Regions from separate parts of the Homo sapiens genome. Here regions 2, 3 and 4 are each linked to region 1. A link is a loop called in an ENCODE intact Hi-C map of the cell type or tissue named here. Cell type or tissue: CD4-positive, alpha-beta T cell. All regions are shown on one strand.

Region 1 (5,000 bases):
GTCTTTCCTATTTTGAATTCCCACAACAGCCCTGTGAGGTACATACTGTCCTCACAGTTACATACATGCTTGGAAAGGTTGGGTAATTTGCCAAAGGCCACACAGCTGGGAAGTGAGAGACCGGGATTTAAGCTGATGTTTGCGCAGCCAATGCGCGTCATACGCCTCTGAATTACCTTCCCCTTGCCCCGTGTGTGTGTGATATTTGTACTTGAGCTGCCTGGAATTACCCTCTCTTTTTTGTTCCCTCACTTGATTAGTCCCTCTCAAAATGGGTTTCTTTGTTTTCATTAAGAAATGTCCACAGTCTTCCTTGAGGGAGTTTTTCCTGTGGTGACCTTCTGCTGTCTTATCATGTCTTGGGGCAGCATGTGAATGCAGTTGTTCTAAATACAGTACCTCAGTTCTCTGTGCCAGGGCTGAGCTGGGGCTGGGCTCTTTAGGGGTTGAGTTTTCATCGGAGATCCAATGCTGACTAACTCACTTGACACAGCGGTCATTGATCCAGTAAATGTTTATTAAGCACCTACTATGTGACTTGCACTGTCATTAAGCCAGTCCTTAATTTCTTCATCTAGAAGAGGTCAGGTGCTTTCACTTAACTCTCAATGTTCTTATGAGGAAAAGCCAATACAGCACTTTGGAAATACATATGTATTTGTATACATTATTTGCATACAGTTATGTATAAGTCGTAGTGGGCCCAGAACTTGGAGTTTTCAACACGGAGAAGTTTTTTTTTTTTTTTTTTTTTTTGAATCCCTTATAACTCTTTCCTTATCTCCTGGCTGACCAATGGTCTGTGCACAAATGTCCAAGTTGAGAGGTGTTGCCTGTCATTTAGTTACCTACAGGGAGAATGCCCCTTGGCTGTGGTTGCACATTCTCATAGTGAAGCTTGCTGGAGGAGTTACAGTAGGTGTCTCCAACAAAGTTCTGGGCCAGCTCCTTAGTAAAAGGCTTAATTGTTGTTTAAGTTGATCTTGTTGCTCCTCTGTATAACAATCCAGTTCCCATTTCTTTAAGGGAGTAAGTTCAAATTCCTTAGCTTGGCATACAGGTCCTTCCATGGTTTGATTCTAACCGGTCTTCCCACTCTGACCTCCTGTCCATCTAGTTAAACTTGCTGCTTTTTCTGGGTAGGTTCTGCATTTCGCATCTCCTTGCTCCATGTTTCCACTTCTATAGCATCTTCCCATGACTGCTTCCGCTTCCCTTTTCTACATATCCAAATAGGACTGAACTTTAAGGTTCAGCTCAAACGCTACTCCCTGTTCTTTTTCTTTTTTCTTTTTTTTTTTTTGGAAGCCCCCTCCAATGGCCCTAGCCGGAATAATATCCCACTTGCATTTCTGTAGCCATTTTTGTCTACTCTCTGATTGCCCTAGCACAGTCTACCTTAATTTTGTAGTTTTGCACACACAGATTAGGCCCTTCTAAAAATTGTATTCCCCTTAAGGCACGGAATGTATACATACCATCTTTTCATTTCTTTGAATACATTGATACCAGATTCTCAAATATTTGAGTAAATGAGGCAATATAGTGTAGTAGTTAAGAGTTTTGGAGTCAGAGAGACCAAGTTTCTTACATTACCACTCATTCCCTGCATGATCTTGGGCACGTTATTTAACCTCTCTGAGCCTCAGTTTCCCATCTGCAAAATGGAGGTAATAATATCTACTCAACAGAATGGTTGTGAGGATGGAGGGATTTAAAGTACTTGGTAGGTACAGTATTCAGTAAGTTAATGTATATAATATATTCATAGTTATTTGGATGTAGATTAAGGTGAGTTTGGGTAGCCCAAATTATTTTTAAGGGGTATTTCATCTAAATAGAATTAGAAACCTCATTTTGGAAAGAGGAGCACGTCTTTATTCTACTTGATTTCATTTTAAAAATCAACTCTGAAAATTTCATTAGCCTTAGTGCTCTGGTTGGAAAAACAAATTTTCCAGAATCAGTGCTGGTGATGGCCTCATTTAGGAAATGCTGTTTTAGGGAAATGGCCTCAGGAAAAGCACGCAGATGTATGATCAGAATGCATGTTATGTAACGTACCGTGGCTGATGTGGTCGGTGGGCACATCATCCGCCTGGGGGAGATAAGAGGTTTTCTGAATCTGCTCCAGCCAGATCTGAAAGAATGTGAGAGACACTGTGGTGGTGACTTCATCCCTATACCCCTCCCACTCCATGTCTCAGGCTTGACTTGCTGTATGAGAGCACAGGCCCTCCGAATGTGTTAGAGCACTTCTTCCAATGTGGAAGCCAGGGCCCCTCTCTCAGTTGCTGAGTGTCCACTGGACATTTCTAGGTGGTTATTTGTTCCTCAGTGGGACAGGATCTGTTCTCAGCACTGCCTTTAAGGCTGGCCCTGTCATTTCTCCTTGAGTCTTAGCTGTTGTTTAAATTAGCTGCTTGGTCAAGGTGTTCTCTGATATAGTTGATTGCCACCTAGTGGCCACAGGTAAGACCGTGTGTCACGGAAACGAGAAAAATGCTATGGAGAATTTTGTTTCATTCTAAGATTTGCACAGGGTGTGTGTGTGTGTGTGTGTGTGTGTGTGTGTGTGTGTGTTTTGTTTGTTTTTGCTAGTACAATGCCAGGAGTCTGGGCTGCAGAATGGTATTTACAAGGGACTGTAACTTGCTTTTCTTATAATGAAGCACATCGAACTAGGTTTAAACTGCTACATACAGACTTGGGGAAATGGGGAGTCGTTGGAAATGCCTCTCTCCAAGCACAGTTTCTGATTGGATATGTTCTCAGTTTTCCCAGATACGGGGAGAAAGAAAAGAGCGATCTCTGGGGACTCTTCCTTAAACCATTTTAACTGCAACCTGGGGCTTGTGCTGGGGCTAAGAGAGGACAGTTGGTTGTGGCCAGCAGTTGGGTTGTATGTAGCTCATTTCTCCAGCTTCCTTGGTATAGGTGAGGTTTTATTTTATGCTCCTGCTGGTGGTAGCTCTCCCTCCAGCTCTGTGGGACTCTTCCTCAATGGACAACATGAAGGGAGGTGGTCACATGCTAATAGGAAGCACATTCCCACATATATATCAGGCTCTAGCCAGACTTACATAAGTTGGAGAGTTTGTCCTAACTTACCTGCTTTTTTTTTCACATGTCAAACATTGAGTTGGGAGGTTCACCTCTGATGAAGGCTAATGGACTTATGGAGTGCCCAACTTCCTCTCTCTTTGTTCTTTCTGCAATACCTGCTCTCAGTCAAGCAGTAGAGTGTTGGGCTTTGGGGATAGAGTGGTGAGCATGAAGGGATATGATCCTCATCCTTATAGAATGTACTAGTTGGGGAGGCATTACTTGAAGAGAAGAATTACCTGAACAAATATAAAATTGCTCTGAAGAAAAGATCTATAGTATAGTACTCAGAGAGTGAGAAATAGGGTTGGGTTTGGCCTGATTAGAGAAGTCAGGGAAGGCTTCCTGGAGGAAAGAACTTTTGGGCCAAGGGCTGCAGGCAGAGGTGGCATGTGGTGGCAGGTAGGAGTTGGGCATGCCCCGGGAACTGGCAGAGGCTGGAGCAGCTGGAGCCCAGAGAGGGGTGTGGGGAGGCCAGACCCTGCAGGGCCTCTCAGGCCTTGGGAGGGACTTTCGTCTTCACCTCCAGAGCTCTGGGAAGCCATCACAGGGCTCACTGCTGGTATTGACACAACTGGGTGGAGAACTGATTTGACGGACAAAAGTGGATGTGGGGAGGCCAGAGAGGAGCAGTTGCAGTTATCTGGGCAAATGGAGGTGTTTTGTTTAGGGGTTGCTGATAGTGATGGGAAGGAGTGGGCAGAATTGAGATGTGCTTAGGAGACTTGGGAATGGACATGGCACATGAGGGAGCCTGCTGTGTGAGAGGATGACATGTACTGGTGACTTGTGCGGCAGGGTGAATGGTGGTGCCCTTCGTTACACTGGGGATGCAGGAAGAGGCCCTCGGCTGGCTCTCTGGGGAGAGGGTGGCAGAGGGTGTTTGAGTAGAGAGAGTTTTGTTTTGAGTGTGTTGAGTTTGACCTAGGAATGGGGGTGTGGGCTAAACCTGAAGTCTCTCTGGGGCTCGTGTCCATCCATGTCTCAGCTGTCTGTCATGGGTCCTCTCTGGAGACTCTCAGGTATTCCACCTGTAAGCCAGCTTGTGTTTCCTTGCCCGCTCACATCGTACAACAGGTTTGGAGGGACACTGTGTCCAGCCCTGTCCGAGGCACTCTTTGTGCATTGTGACATGAAGCCATTCATGACTAGTTCCAGAATTATTCCAAATACAAGGTGATGAGGCACAGAGAGTAACTGGCGTCCAGGAAAGGAAGAGATTAACAAGGCCCGGGGACTTTGGTATTCTTGAACTTTAGGCAGCCATGAGGCCAATCCTGTTGCAAGTTCTAACCTCAATGATGGCCTTTCTGAGCTGTAATCACTTTCTTTTCTTTTCTTTTTCTTTTTCTTTTTTCTTTTTTTTTTTTTTTTGAGACAGCGTCTCACACTGTCGCCTAGGCTGGAGTGCAATGGTGCAACCTCGGCTCACTGCAGCCTCAGCCTCCCGGGTTCACGCGATTCTCCTGCCTCAGCCTCCCTGAGTAGCTGGGATTACAGGTGCACACCAGTACACCCGGCTATTTTATTTTATTTTTTTTTGTATTTTTAGTAGAGATGAGGTTTCACTATGTTGGCCAGACTGGTCTCGAACTCCTGACCTCATGATCCACCCGCCTTGGCCTCCCGGAACTGTAATCACTTTCTAAGTCCAAAGGGAAAGATGTGACTGAGCAGCAAAACATTTCAAGGGTAGTTAATACACAATTTTGGTAACTTTGGAGGTCACAAAGGCAATAGATGCACTGAAAATACAGTAGTAAGGTTACCTGAGTCCATGTTTGTGTGTGCACATGTATGTTAAGTTTTACCCAAGGAGAAAAAGGAAATGGCTTGACTTGTGGTATTACTGGTACAACTTGTATAAAATTAAGGTAGATTCTAATTTTTAAAAA
Region 2 (5,000 bases), 120 kb before region 1:
CAAAGAGAAGGGGGACACAGAAAGTTGTATTCTGATACTTATAAACTACTGCCCATATTCCAATAGCTCAAACAGATCCTTAGCCACACCTAACATTAGGAAAGAGTTCTCTCGTCAGTGTTAGAATTTTTCTAATTCAAATGGATCTACCTGTGGTCAGTGGGATCTAACTGACATCTTGAACCTTTGAAATTATCTGGCTTGAAGCTGTCGAGTACTGACCAGTGATCTAGTGAAAACAAGACAGGATGGGGATTTTAAAATGCCTGCTAAGAATCTCTTTTAAGAAAAGAGTGATATTTCATCTGCTCACTATGTTCAAAATTAAACCTGTTTCATGCTTTATATTTAAGTCTTAAAATAGATACAGAAAGTTTGGACAATAGAACAGTCAAGATGCAATAGCAATGCTGATTTTTAAAATAAATGGTTAAAATAATCTTTGTAAGAATAATAGAATTACAGTGTTTTGAATTTTTCCAAGGCAGAGATCAGGACAGATGTTTCATTTGTATGCCTGTATCACTTCATTGCCTTAGTTCAGATTAATTTTGCTTATAATTTGGAAGTTGATAAACTAATCCACTTAGTTGAAGGTTGACTTCAGATCACAACTGCCAGTTAAAACACCATGAACACACTGGACTTTTCAACTGTTTTGAATGAAATGTGCAAGTGAAGCCAGCAGAAATATCACTGTAAGTCACTATTTACTGACTGCCTCGCATGTGCCTGACACTGGTTTAAGCACATTAAACACATTATCATTTACCATCTTCCCAGCAAGAGACAAGGCTGCTAAGGCTTTGAGAGCTACCATGTTCTGTTCAAGGTCACGTGGCTGATACATGTCAAAGCCAAAGCCTAATCTCAGGTTTATCTGAATCCAAAGGTCAAATTGGATTAATTCACTGCTATTGAACTGAATAGCAGTGACTTAATGAGACTGACTCCACTGAGGGAACCTCACAGATTTGGAGGAAGATTTTGACTGTATATGTGCTTATTTGACTGTTTTCCATTCGAGGAACTGAGACACGAAAAGAGTTCACTCAAGGATAAGTTGTGAGTCTTATGTCAACCAGAAATTATCTCTAGTTATTATTTCTGAAAGTGATAAAATAACATTATGTTCCAAGTCCTTGATGGAGAGCTTGATCCCTGGATTTGAGCTCTTTGAGAGCTTACTGGCCCTGGGAAAAGTATAACTGGTACTTGAGCCTTTTAGCTTATACTTCTCAGTCAGATTTTTTGAAACTTCTGTTCCTCATAAACTCAAGCCAAAGCATGACTATGCATAGAACATGCAACAGCTCTTCAGGAAGGGAAATTGCTGCCCAGGATTCCAAATTTGAAATCATGCAATGCTATTTAAAGGCTTGGCCAAACTTCAAAGTTGGTTGAATTCACTAGGGGTAACCTGGAATTTCTGTTTCCCAGAAAGGGATTTCTTGACATTTTCTCCTAACCTTGTGATGGTCCCTTATTCTGAGGACCCTATAGGATATTCACTGATTCTATAAGCATTTTTTGAGAACCTCCTCTGTGCTAGGCATGTGCTGGTAATATTGTGGTAGACAGAACATAGTGTTTGCCCTTAAGGAGCTTATAGTCTAGTCAGGAATATAGAACATGACATGGGCAATGAGTTCAGTTGTCTTTTTTTTTTTGAGCTACAATGCCACATTTAATATTCTTTCCAGTGATGCCTTGGACTAAGCAGGTACTTTCAATTTAAGGCAATGGGTCACAGTGTAAGGAAGACTTGGGGACAGATAGGGACACACAGGTAAGTGATTGGTCATGTTGCACATTAGCCCTATTACTTAACCTCACTGAGCTTCAAGTTTCCCCTCTGTAAAATGGGAATAATAATACTGGCTTTGAAGGGCACTGTAAGGATTAAATGAGGTAATACGTGTCAAACATCTATCATCGTGCCTGGTTCACAGCAAGTGCTCATAACTGTTAACACAGCCAATAAAGGTGAGAAATAGTGAGGATGTCAGTAACAATAAGAAAGAGTAAAAACTGTAACAATGAGATGGGGGTAGAAATAAAATATAGGCTGATGAGAGAAAAGGGTTCAATCACTGAAGCTATTTTCTCTGCAAGTCACCCCTTAAAATGTGTATTCGGATGCAATTTCCAGCCTTTAAAAAAATACATAAAGAGTCAACTTTTTATTAAATTTGTATGTAAAGGGCAGATATAGCTGAATGGGAGCTGGTTTAAACTGAGCCCAAACTTTTTTCCTTTTTCTTTTTTCTCTTGTCCTTTCCTTCCCTGGGTCCAGAACAATAAGCTTTGTTTAGAGGAAGAGTATTTACCCAAGGCCTGTTTCCACTTAAGATATTTCAGCAGGACAGTGAATAACCTCTTACACTATTGAGAAATTTTCACTGTCTGGAATTACTGGAACAAAGATGTCATTATTAAAACAAACTTTTGACCTTCTATAGAACGGTCACTTTAGCTACAAGAGAATCATTCACAATGGCTTTATAAGAATGGAAGCTATGACATCATTATTATATACAACACTCTATCAAAGATCTTGATTGTGAGAATCAGTTAGAATTCTTTGGTGGCAAGCAACAGAACTAACTCTGGCTCACTTAGGCAAAAGAAACAATTTATTCCAAGGCTATCAGGGTTGCTTACAGATCTGAGGGAAAGGCTGAAAAACCAGGTTTCTGAGAGCACAAGAACCAGGGCAACAGCTTAGGAAGCAGAAACTAACAGATTTTTGGGGTCACCCGTACCAGATGAATCAACTTCATTTATTTTGTCTCTGCTTCAGCTCTCTCAGTATTTAATTTCCTGGGAGAGAAAATCTGGTTGGCCAAACTTGGGTCTTGGGCCCAGGGGGCAGCCAGAGGGCAGCAGAGCACCTTGATTGACAGTCCTACAAAGCCTTCCTCCAGTCAGTGAGGGGCAGGTAGTTCCTTGAGGAAACTGAGGCTTGGCCACCCAAAGTGGGACTAGATCATGGGAAGATATCAATACTTTCATACTACGCAAGCTTCTAGGGCAGAGATATCATGGAGGAATCATCACTTTACTTAAAGGGACAACTGAGGAACTGAATTAAAGTAGTTTGCCCAGGAGCCACAGGTAGTGGCAGAAAGGAAATGTTCTGACTCCTACCAGCCAAATGGGAATTTCCCTTATTCCATCCAGTTGGCTAAAGCAGTGGTTCAGAGACTTGGCAGTGCATCAGAATTACCTGTGGAGCTTGCTAAAAATAGAGAAGCTAGGTTTGGCATAGGGCTGGGGCATCTGTATTTTTAATAAGCTTCTTGTGTGATTCTGCTTACAACCAACTTGGAGGCCCACTACATCATCAAATTTCCATAGGATCTGATATAGGAAAAGAACATTGCAGAAATAAAAATGGGATAAGGTATGATACAGTTTGAATATTTGTCCCCACCAAATCTCATGTTGAAATGTGATCCCCCAATGTTGGAAGTAGGGCCTAGTGGGAAGTGTTTGGGTCACAGAGGCAAATCTCTCATGAATGGCTTGGTGCCCTCCTTGCCATAATGAGTGAGTTCTTACTCTATTAGTTCATGCGAGAGCTGGTTGTTTAAAAAGCCTGGCGCCTCTCCTCCATCTCGCCTGCTTCCTCTCTCACCATATGACTCATCTTCTCTCCTTTCACCTTCCTCCATGAGTAAAAGCTTCCTAAAGTCCTGACCAGAAACAAATGCTGGTGCCATGCTTTTTGTACAGCCTGCAGAACCATGAGCCAAATATACTTTTCTTTATAAAGTACCCAGTCTTGGGTATTCCTTTATAGCAATGCAAAATGGATGAATTTAGTAATTTTAGGGGAAAGGTTTGGGTTTGTTGACAACATTTTTTGAGGTCCAATTTGTGTTAGCTGATTTCATGGTTTGAGGTTTGAGGGAATGTGAGGACAGGGAGAGGTCTTTCCCTATTTGTGACAAGCCTGCACCAAGTGGATCAGGCAGGTTAGGCTGTTTCCTAGAAAGCATCTACCGTTGAGCATACTAAGCATTGAGCATATTAAGCATTGAGCAAGGAGCAAGGCTGGGACCCCTCTTGGGTAGTCCTGACTATCTACAGTATTAAAGGGGGAGGATCAGATTATACGGGTAGTGTACCCAAGTGCCAAGATCTAGAATACAAAAAAGGGTTGGGAAATAGGCCTGAGCTGGCACAAACAGGAAAAGATCTGTTACCTTTATCTTGTTTCCTCACAGCTGATGAAGACAGGCTAATGCTAAGTCTCTTAACCAACCTGGAGGATGGAGAAGATGGGAGAGTGCTATTCTTCTTCTAGGAAGCTGCATTCCTCAACTCTTTACCTGGGTACTCCTATCCACCCTTCAGGTCCTTGTTTAAATATTACCTCCTCAGAGAGGCCTTCCTAACACCCTCTTCCCCCAGCTCAATCTAAACTAGGGTCCTTGCTGTTCTTTCTGTGGTCATCTGGTCTTTCCCAGAGCCAGATTCATGGACATGCAATATGTACAGTCATTCTGCACTTAGAAGGACTCCATGCTTGGTTTAATGCTCTGCTGTCACCATCCTGAAGTTCTTAATACTTTTTGAACCAGGGGTCCTCCATTTTCATTTTTCACTGGGTTCTGCAGATTATATAGCTGGTCCTGTTCTTTCCCTTTCTTGAACTTAGCACCTTTAATTGCTATTAATTTAGGTGTTAATAGTCCTAACATCTAGCTCCATGCCTCCCACTGTCATACAGGCTTGATAAACGTTGCTTAACCTTTTCAAATTATGGTTATTTGACTACTTTTGATTTACAAAAAAGCATATTCATATGATTAAACCTAAACTATTCTGGATGAATGAATAGATGAATGAATGAATGATGGAAGGAAGAAAGATACTTTGGACAAGTGCATTGTTGACCCAATATCCGCTCACCTACTTCCTTTCTAATAGAACTTAATTATGATCAGGTGTCCATCCCTTCCCCAGTGACTCAGGGGAGGTGACCCAATTCC
Region 3 (5,000 bases), 150 kb before region 1:
TCTCCAAGGTCCACCTGCAAATGCAGGCAGTGGGCCAGGTATACATGCATACATATGCCTTATGTGAGGGGTGGGCACTGAGGTTAACTAGAAAGCATGAGCCTATTTTTGCCTTGTGGTAATAAGGGCCTCATATTGCCAAATTTTTCCATTTTTTTCAAAAGAAGTAGGAAAGGAAATGCAGGCTTTTAAAATGTGAAATCCCAATTTTCAATTGTTGGTTCAAAAAAAACTTAAATCTCAACTAGCCAAATAAAATGCATCTGGGGTCCACACCCAGCTACCCTATAGGATACTAATTTAAAATATCTGGACTATAGTCTATATTGATGAGAGAAGTGGGGTGAAACTTGGCATTCCCTTGCCATTAACTTCTAGCCTCCCAGTAGTCCAGGCTGCCTTGAATAAACACCAGACCATCATACAAAACAGAGTTTTTATCTTATTTATTTATTTATGAGTTGGGTGTCTTGCTGCATTACTCAGGATGGAGTGCAGTGGCACAATCATAGTTCACTGAGGCCACGAACTGCTGTGCTCAAGTGATCCTCTCACCTCAGCCTCCTGAGTAGCTGGGACTACAGGTGTATGCCACCACATAAGGCTAATTTTAATTTGTTTTTGAGAGACAGAGTCTTGCTATGTTGCCCAGGCTGGTCTTAAACTCCTGGCCTCAAGCAATCTTTCCACCTTGGCCTCTGAAAGTACTAGGATTATAGAAGTGAGCCGCTATGCTTGACCAAAACACAGTTTTTAAATCAATTTATGTCTTTACTGAAATCTCTTAAAGATGCCAAAGGGTGGGGTTTGGGTTCCATTCATAACACCAACATTTCTGAAGAATCCTCTTCTCTTGTCTCTTTCTCAAGTCCTCCTCATGACATCTGTGTTAGTCCGTTCTCACACTGCTATGAAGGACTGCCTGAGACTGGGTAATTTATAAAAGAAAGAGGTTTTAATTGACTCACAGTTCCACAGGGGTGGGAAGGCCTCAGGCGGAAGGGGAAGCAACCACATCCTTCTTCACATAGCGGCAGGAAGGAGAAGTGCCAAGCAAAGGGGAAAAGCCTTTCATAAACCCATCAGGTCTCATGAGAACTCAAGAAGAGCATGGGGATATGTGGAGGAAAAGTTAAATCTTAAATTTGAACTCAATTGAATGTGGACACAAACAATGGTCACCAAGTCCCAGAACAGGTTGCATGAGCCCCTTGAGGCGTTCATCCAGACGGTTTTGGAGAAATCTGTTCCTGTATGTTAGTTATTGAAAAACAACAAACAATCATAAAAACAAGTTGACCTTTTTGTGTTCCTTGAGTCCAGTCATGAAGGGCCCTCGTGACTGGGCCTCATGCCAAATAAGTCGTTACAAAAAGAACTAGGGTCCCATACCACGCCAAAGCTTCATGAGACCTCTCCTCATCTGTGCATGGATGAGCGGTCAACTCTGGAGCCCAGGCTGTTGCTTCCCTGTCTGGTGATGAATCCTCTATAGTCTGGTAAGTGTAGTGGCCGACTCTGGAGCCCAGGCTGTTGCTTCTGGTCTGGTGATGAATCCTCCATCGTCTGGTGAGTGTGTGTGTATATATATATAGTCTATATTGATGGGAGAAGTGGGGTGAAAGTTGGCATGCCCTTGCCATTAACTTCTAGCCTCCCAGTAGTCCAGGCTATATATATATATCTTCTCCCTTTTCCCCTTCCCATTGCAATTTGCTTGTATCATTTGCTTATTATATCTGCATTGCCATTTACATGGGATAAAGGTTGTTTACCCTTGAAGGTATTGCATGTGTGTCTTTTCTTTTCCCTTTGTGCATCTCCCTCATAGAAAAGAGTAACCGCCCCCATGATTCAATTGCCTACCACTGGGTCCCTCCCACAACACGTGGGGATTATAGGAACTACAATTCAAGATGAGATTTGGGTGGGGACACAGCCAAACCATATCAACAGCCCAGCAGCTACTTCAGTCCTCCTTAATTTATCTCTTGAATTCTCCCAAACCCAGCTCATCCCTGGCTTGTTTCTCTTATTCTTTCTCTCGCCTTCTGATCCATTCTGCTTTCGTTAGTATGTAACTCCCTGCCTTCTCTTAGGTAGACCCATCAACCCATCCTACCCATGGTACTGCACAATTCAGAATCCTTTCCCAAATTTTCCCTTATTATGCACAAGAAATACTCCAGGGCCAGGTGCAATGGCTCACGCCTGTAATCCCAGAACTTTGGAAGGCTGAGGCAGGAGGATCGCTTGAGCCCAAGAGTTCAAGGCTGTAGTTAGTGATGTTGGTGCCACTGCACTCCAGCCTAGGCAACACAACAAGACACTATCTCAATTAAAAGAAAAAAAAAGAAAAAAGAAAAAGAAATACTCCAGAACTTGGCTAGTGAAGACTAATTCCTCCTTCACAGGAAGGAAGTGGGGGCAGGGGAAAATGATGCTGTAAATACTCTAAAATATGTATTTTTTCCTGTCCCATCAGCTATGCCATCTGGGATGGGGTGACGCCTGGATGAGATGTCATTTTAAAGGACATTTCTGGGACATGCTGGCATCAAGGCAAGTTTTCAGGTGGCTGCCATTTCCTTGTCATTTACCTTCTATGGACAGGACAGAGTCTCCACCCAAACCACCACCCTCCCACAAAAGCGGGAAGGAGAAGCCAGAAGGGAGAGAAATCAGACTTTTCCTGATTTGTCTAATAATAGAAAGTTGGCAGAGCACGTCACAGAATAGAAAGTATTTGATAAAAACAGCATCTGTTCAGCTTGGGACTCGAGCCGGAGCTGCATGGAAATTTAATTTATTCCTTCCTCGAGTATTCCCATTAGAGTATCACAATTCTGTCTTTCTCATTAATGAGAGAAGTTGAAAACGTTGCTTCCTGTGACCAAAATGGCTTTCTTTCCCACGGGCTGATGGCAGAGGAGGCGACAGCGCAGCTGAGCGAGCGGCCAGCAGGGGGCGCGGCCCTGCCGTCCTCACACCCACCCCGGACACGGAGACGCGGGGCGAGCGGGGCGCCCCTTACACAGCCTGCGAGGGGAGACCCAGGAGGTTTTCCAAACAAGAGGCTTTGCTGACTCTAGGGGCCTAAGAATAACCACTGTGTAGTATCCTGACTGCCGGCGGCCTCAGTAAAAGTGGTAGACAGAGGCTTCCCTGTCGCTCAAGGAGCTCCCAGGGCTTTCTAGGCTTCCCGTTCTCCTCCTGTTTCCCAGGACCCACCAGAGTGCCCCCTGCAGGTCAGGACGGGAACCGACACCTGGCCTTTGTCAAAACGCATTCCAGCGCCCAGTGAATTACTGTCCTCACGCCTGTCACCTCTCCATCTCCGGCTCCTCGCTGCTCTGGCTCCTTAAAGTCCTGCTCTGGGCAAAGTGGCCTTAACAGGAAATCAAAGCTGAGTCAAACTAATAATAGTTTGGCTATTGATCAGGCAGCCCCTTTAAATCACCCGGTGTTTTGTTTAATTGCAGAAAAATACACATAACATAAAATTTTCCATTTTAAATGTACAGTTAGTTTAGTGGTGTTAAGTGCATTCACATTCTTGTGCAACCATCCCCACCATCCATTTCCGGGGCTCTTTTCATCCTCCCAGGCTTAAACTCCACACTCATTAGACAAAAACTCCCCATTCCTCTTCCCCCAGACCTGGAAGCCACCATTCTGCTTTCTGCCTCTGAATTTGACTACTCTATGTACCTCTTATAAATGGGATCATATTGTATTTGTCCTTCTGTGGCTGGCTTGGTTCACTTAGCATAGTGTCCTCAAGGTTTACCCATGTTGTAGTGTGTGTCAGAATTGCCTTCCTTTTAGGGGTGAATAATATTCCACTGTATGTATATACCACATTTTATTTGTCCATTCATCTGTCAATGGCCACCAGGATTGCTTTCACCTTTTTGGCCATTGTGAATAATGTTGCAATGAGCATGGGTGTCCTTTTCGAGATTGTTTTGACCTGTTGGTATTTTAACAGGACTCTTTAGGAAGGTAATCCCAATGGAATAGTTCAAGGTCCGAAGAAAGCTGATGGGAACTATTTTAGGAAGAAACAGATTTAATGTCCCTTGCACCAAACCATATCACCTACATAGGGGGCTGCCCTAGGATATATGTTCTGATATCATGCATTTTGTATTTCCTCACTGAAAAGGATAAGAAGTTGTGCCCAGTGGAGGGAAAATGTTTCTGACTCAAACAACTTCCAAGCCACTTGGCTCTCGGAATCTTTGATAGCCGTAGATTGTTAGGCAGTGACAGTGGGAAGCCAGAGAGTGATGCAGACACGAGCAGGCTTTGGTGTCAGACCCGGCGAACATTTCTCCTGACATGAGCTTCAAATATCTTCATGAGCGGATTCTTTGGGGGTCCTTGCTGATTCAGCTTCTATCCGCCCCTCTATGCTTTCCTGTGCCTTCAGCTCTTAGTTTTTCCCCCATCAGCATTGCAATATGCTCAAGAAGTTAACAAAACAAATTAACACAGAGAAAGCACAACCCTCCCTTAAGCCCTGCCTCCCTTCAGTTCCCATCCTTCCTGTCTCTCTCCTGCTGTGGCCTGTAGCCTGTCTTCTTGAAGGAATCATTTTCACTTGCCACTTCCATATCCCCACTCCCATTCACTCTTGAACCCGGTGCTCTCCTGGCACTGGATTCTGAGGGTTTCTGATGTGACATCTTGGTTCAAGCTTCTGATGGGAAGTCAGCCCCCTGTTCAAGTCAAAAGCCCTGCATCCTGAGAAGTCCTGGCACCTTGCTTCAGAGACAGTTCCTAGAATACCAGAAGATATATATATATATGTGTATATATATGTGTATATATATACACACACACACATATATATGTATACATATATGTGTATACATATATGTGTATACATATATACACATATATATGTGTGTGTGTGTATATATATATATACACATAAATATATACATATATATATACACACACACACACATATATATACTTCCTCATCAAAAGAA
Region 4 (5,000 bases), 700 kb before region 1:
TTACAGACATGAACAAATACTAAAACAATATATAAATAAATTTACTCAGAGTATTTGGGATCTCAGATTTTGTTTTACAAAAAGGGTTCTGCAGCTGAAAAAAAAATGGCTTGAAAACCACTGCCCTAAGTAAACACTCATCTCTTACTTTGCCTAAAACTGTTAGACCGTTATACATTTTTTTTCCTCCGTCAATCTTACAGGGGTTTCAAAATGCCCTGATTTTGCAAAACTTATGAGCACATCTAAAAAGTCACTTTCTAAGCCTACTATCTCCAAAAATCAACTGTTTGTTCTTTTTCAGACTTGTTTTTGTGAATTTATTATTTTTACATAGGTAGTACTAGCATACTGGCACAGCCCAGTGAGATGAGGTCTCTTAAGCCATTCTGTTTATATCAGATGTTAAATTTTTTAAATAGTCTTTGCTGCAGTGTAGATTATCTTGTCTTTTTCTGCTTTTCAGCTCGTTCTGACAAATGCCCCATGATGTTTTTGTTTTTGTTTTTTGAGACTGAGTTTCACTCTTGTTGCCCAGGCTGGAATGCAATGGTGCCTTCTCGGCTCACTGCAACCTCCACTTCCCTGGTTCAAGTGATTCTTCTGCCTCAGTCTCCCGTGTAGCTGGGATTATAGGCGCCCGTCACCACACTCGGCTAATTTTTATATGTTTAGTAGAGACGGAGCTTCACCATTTTGGCCAGGTTGGTCTCGAACTCCTGACCTCAAGCGATCCGCCCTCCTCGGCCTCCCCAAGTGCTGGGATTACAGGTGTGAGCCACCACAACTGGCCTCGATGATTTTTTTTTTTTTTTTTTTTGAGAAGGAGTTTCGCTCTGTCGTCCAGGCTGGAGTGCAGTGGCGCAATCTCGGCTCACTGCAAGCTCCGCCTCCCGAGTTCACGCCATTCTCCTGCCTCAGCCTCCTGAGTAGCTGGGACTACAGGCGCCCGCTACCACACTCGGCTAATTTTTTGTATTTTTAGTAGAGACGGGGTTTCACCGTGGTCTCAATCTCCTGACCTCGTGATCCGCCCGCCTCGGCGTCCCAAAGTGCTAGGATTACAGGCTTGAGCCACCGCGCCCAGCCGATGATGGTGTTTTTAAAGCCAACTTCTAATACCTCTTTTTTCCATTGCTTCATTGCCAAGAGGAATAATTAGACTGTTGCAACAATTATGACAAAGGCGTCCTATACCCTTGGTCTTCTTTCATCCATAGGGCATCCAGAAGAGACCTGGTTTCTCTGTTGATTGGAAGTTCACATCAAATTCCTTGACCCTGGGATTAAACCTACAGTAAACATGTGTATTTTTGTGTTGCAGATGCGTATCATAGATGGATAGTAATGAATACCATTTATTGAGCATTTATCATGTGCGAAGTACTCTGCTTTCTTCTTCACAGGTAGATTTAATCATCTCCCCAACCCTTTGAGGTAGGGAATACTGTGATCCTTGTTGTATATTTTTAAAAAAATGGAGACTCATGTTAACTGACTTGCCCCTTACCGTCCTTAAGTGGGGAGGCTGGGATTAATTTGGTTTGTGTTGTTAGAGCATGAACTCTTTAACAACAATAGAACACTCATCATCTTTCCTGTGTGTGCACCTGCTTCCATTTCTTTTTATTCTCCTGTCCCTTCTTGATCTACACTTTAACACATTCCTTTCTCTTCCCACAGGATTCCCTTTATTGAAGGTGGGAATGAGGGGGATTCTGGACTGCAGGCACAGGACATCTGCCCTCCCACAGCAGCCTGAGATGTTTTCTTCTTTGTGCATGTTCCCCATGAAGTGGGCTCATACCCCTCCATCAGTGTGCCTCCCCACCTCACCTGGAGCGTGGCTTCAGTGCCCCCACCGCCACCCCCAGCTTGTACTGCAGGGTTTTTTTTTATCCTTTCTCTAAGCCAGTGAGATAGGCACAGCTGATAGTATGAACCTTTCTAGCTAAGAGTCAGATCAAGTGCTGGACAGAGACATGACAAGTTCTCTCAATTAAGCAAAATGGTATCTCGAGACAGGATTTCAATTCTAATTTCATATTAATAGCTTACATTTATTCAACATTTATTGTGTTCAAGTGCTGCTACAGTCCTTTTCACGCAGAATCTTTTAACCCTCCAGAATTGAACAGCAACAGCGCTATTATCCCTATTTTACACTAAAGGAGCTGGCTCCCAGAGAGGTCAGGTCACCCGGTGGACGGAGCAAGAATCCAAATCAAGGCATTCTTGACCACTAACCAATACTTCTCCCCCTACCATCATCCCTGCCCCCACCCCTTTTTATTTTACAAAGTTAACCCGTGTTTATTATGGAACATCTTAACTCTGATTTTTAGAAATCTGCCTTCTGTCAATAGCGCAAAATAGAGTGTTTCATTAGCCTCTTAAAATGCCAGCAATTGTAATGTATACAGATGTGAACCTTCATGGGAAGAGCGTGTCTTTATGTTAGAGAAGAGTGAGTAAAGCTGCCCAGTTGAGGTCATATATATTGACTTATCTGCAGGAAATATTCATTTAGATTTGAGAAGTTATGATTGTTATCAGTCTCATCCTTTAAATTTAACTTTTATTTTTTATACTCAATATTTAGATCAAAATCTGTTGCAAATCTGAAAGGAAGCTATAATCATTTACTGTTATCAATATACCTTTCTAGTAGCCTTATACATAAATGCTCGAATCTAGTCCTTCTCACACTTTAATATGCCTACAAACTACCTGGGAAGCTTAATAAAATGCAGGTAATAGTTTAGGAGGTCTAGGCTGGGGCTTGTGATTCTGCATTTGTAAAAACTTCCCAGGTGATGACCAAACTGCCTGGCCAGAATCAAATTTTCATGAGCAAGTCTCTAATCCACATTAATATTCAAGAAAAAAAAATTAAATTCAAAAGTACAACTTTACAGCCTGGGCCTGATGGCTCACATCTGTAATCCCAGCACTTTGGGAGGCCGAGGTGGGCAGATCACCTGAGGTCAGGAGTTCGAAACCAGCCCGGCCAACATGGTGAAACCCCATCTCTACTAAAAATACAAAAATTAGTTGGGCATGGTGGCACACGTTTGTAGTCCCAGCTACTTGGGAAGCTCAGGCAGGAGAAACTTGAACCCAGGAGGTAGAGTTCGCAGTGAGTAGAGATCACACTGCTGCACTCCAAAGTGAGACTCCATCTCAAAAAAAAAAAAAAAAAAGTAGAACTTTACAAACACTACAGTGCATTTTCTAGAAAATTTTTTCTAGGCCGGGCGCGGTGGCTCACGCCTGTAATCCCAGCACTTTGGGAGGCAGAGGTGGGTGGATCACGAGGTCAGGAGATCAAGACCATCCTGGCTAACACGGTGAAACCCCGTCTCTACTAAAAATACAAAAAAAATTAGCCGGGCGTAGTGGCGGGAGCCTGTAGTCCCAGCTACTCAGGATGCTGAAGCAGAAGAATGGCCTGAACCCGGCAGGCAGAGCTTGCAGTGAGCCGAGATTGTGCCACTGCACTCCAGCCTGGGCGACAGAGCCAGACTCCGACTCAAAAAAAAAAAAAAAAGAAAAAGAAAAATTTTTCTAAATCTCCATTGTTAAGAGATCACTGTGAGGTAGGGTAGGGAGTGTGGGGAAAGATTGGGGCCCCCAGGTTTGAAGATCAGCTTGGTCTTGCCTGTGTGCATGTATCTGATAAAATGCAGGAAAAGTTTGTCTCTTCCCCACCCTCACTTCCACCCACTGTGAGGCTTGCTCATGTCCAGATTGGGCTCAGGATGGCAGTTGTGGATGCTCAGAGCACAAAAGGCTTCTTGTTTGCCCAAGGGCCTATCAGTGTTTAAATAGAACTGGCGGAAGCACAAGCACACCGTATCAGCAGCTTATCAGGGACCATGGTTTTCCACGTACATTTGCTAGGCACTTCAGTTTACCCAACTCCATCAGCACTGAGTTAAATTGCAAGGTTGGGCTGTACTACGCTGAGCCAGGGCAGGGAGAACAAGCCAGTTACTGGGGATGAGGGTGTCGGGGGGGCCCTCAAGACCTTATTTGCATTCTGCCCACATAGAGAATAAAGCTGTGATAGCCTGTGTACTAAGAGGCACCCAAAGAGAACCAGTCAGTCTTAGGAATGCACCCGGAAGGTGGGATGAGTCCAGGCCTCCCTATGGTGGAAGTAGTTGGAGATACCTCTTGTTACCCTGGTTTTCCATCTTAGTTTACCAGGTGTATAGTCAGTGCGGGTTATGGTTAAAGGAGGTGTCAATTGGGGGCCTGTTAATGTCTTAAAATTGTATGCAATTTTGGGGTTTGCAAATGCGTCTGCGTGCATATTTCTCTGGCAGCTGACCTATGAATCAAAGGACTAAATGTTCTTGTACTATTCGGGCTGCATCTTCTTTGAGGGTAATCTTCAGGGCAGATACATGGGTAGCCTACTTTAGAAATGAGGCCTTTGCAATTATAATCACTCCTACTTTCTAAGCACTTGCTATATGCCAGGTGCTGTGCTAAATGCTTTATAAATGTTATCACATTTAATTCTCAGAAAATCTTATGAGATAGGAATTTTTATTTCTAAAAGAGTTATAATTTGCCCATGATCACAGAGCTAAGTAAATGATAGAGCTATGATCGGAACTTCAACTTTCTGATTCCATGTCTGTTAGCACTGTGGAAGGCTGTCTTTGGCATTTTAATATACTTATCAAGTGTTTCATATACATTGGTTAATTTGTCCAACTGCCACAGAGTGGGATGGGTGGCTCTTTTTCCTAAACTGTAGCCATCTTTTCCCCAAAGTGTAGCCTTCATGAATTTTGCCCTATTTATATATCACCTATGCTATTAAGTTACCTACCATTTAAAATTTTTAATTAAATGTGTTATTTCTTACCCTCATTCCTAAATAATAGCCATGGAAAAACCATTGATGTGCTAATTTTTTTCTTGAATCCACACTAAAATAACTACATAACCATTAAAATGAAAAATGCATTAGCCAGGTGTGGTGG

Evidence for each region. Hi-C counts contacts between places; a loop is a spot of excess contacts. Peaks named below come from ENCODE experiments on the same cell type or tissue, not always from the same donor. Only the 100,000 strongest peaks of a DNase experiment are listed, where the experiment ranks them.
Region 2: it touches region 1 in a loop (6-fold over the local background); 38 of 110 quality-filtered maps call a loop at or near these places.
Region 3: a loop joins it to region 1, with 6 times the contacts of the local background. A loop is called at or near these places in 44 of 110 quality-filtered maps.
Region 4: a loop joins it to region 1, with 2.4 times the contacts of the local background. A loop is called at or near these places in 3 of 110 quality-filtered maps.

The regions. Positions count from the first base shown.
Region 1 is chr5:142,864,746-142,869,745 of GRCh38, forward strand. All of the region lies in intron 1 of ARHGAP26 (Rho GTPase activating protein 26), which reads left to right. It overlaps ARHGAP26-AS1 (ARHGAP26 antisense RNA 1), which reads right to left and starts at 4,165. Exons shown (of 6, transcript NR_046680.1): 1 at 4,055-4,165; 2 at 3,112-3,344; 3 at 2,065-2,140. RefSeq lists a silencer at 2,279-2,573. In CD4-positive, alpha-beta T cell, CTCF peaks have their summits at 2,419 (motif pointing left) and 2,631; a DNase peak (open chromatin) is centred at 2,466.
Region 2 is chr5:142,745,888-142,750,887 of GRCh38, forward strand. The region is part of intron 1 of LINC01844 (long intergenic non-protein coding RNA 1844); the gene reads left to right. Among named protein-coding and RNA genes, the nearest start is that of LINC01844, 2.8 kb to the left of the region's middle. In CD4-positive, alpha-beta T cell, a CTCF peak has its summit at 2,862; DNase peaks (open chromatin) are centred at 2,874 and 3,634.
Region 3 is chr5:142,710,316-142,715,315 of GRCh38, forward strand. No RefSeq gene overlaps it. Among named protein-coding and RNA genes, the nearest start is that of FGF1, 27 kb to the left of the region's middle. RefSeq lists a silencer at 2,887-3,086. In CD4-positive, alpha-beta T cell, CTCF peaks have their summits at 3,026, 3,225 (motif pointing left) and 3,431; DNase peaks (open chromatin) are centred at 2,986 and 3,226; H3K4me3 peaks cover 679 bases.
Region 4 is chr5:142,162,558-142,167,557 of GRCh38, forward strand. The region is part of intron 2 of LOC107986455 (a long non-coding RNA gene); the gene reads right to left. LOC124901096 (a long non-coding RNA gene) reads left to right here and starts at 1,017. Exons shown (of 2, transcript XR_007058978.1): 1 at 1,017-1,406; 2 at 1,684-5,000. In CD4-positive, alpha-beta T cell, no CTCF peak of the experiment used is centred here; no DNase peak of the experiment used is centred here.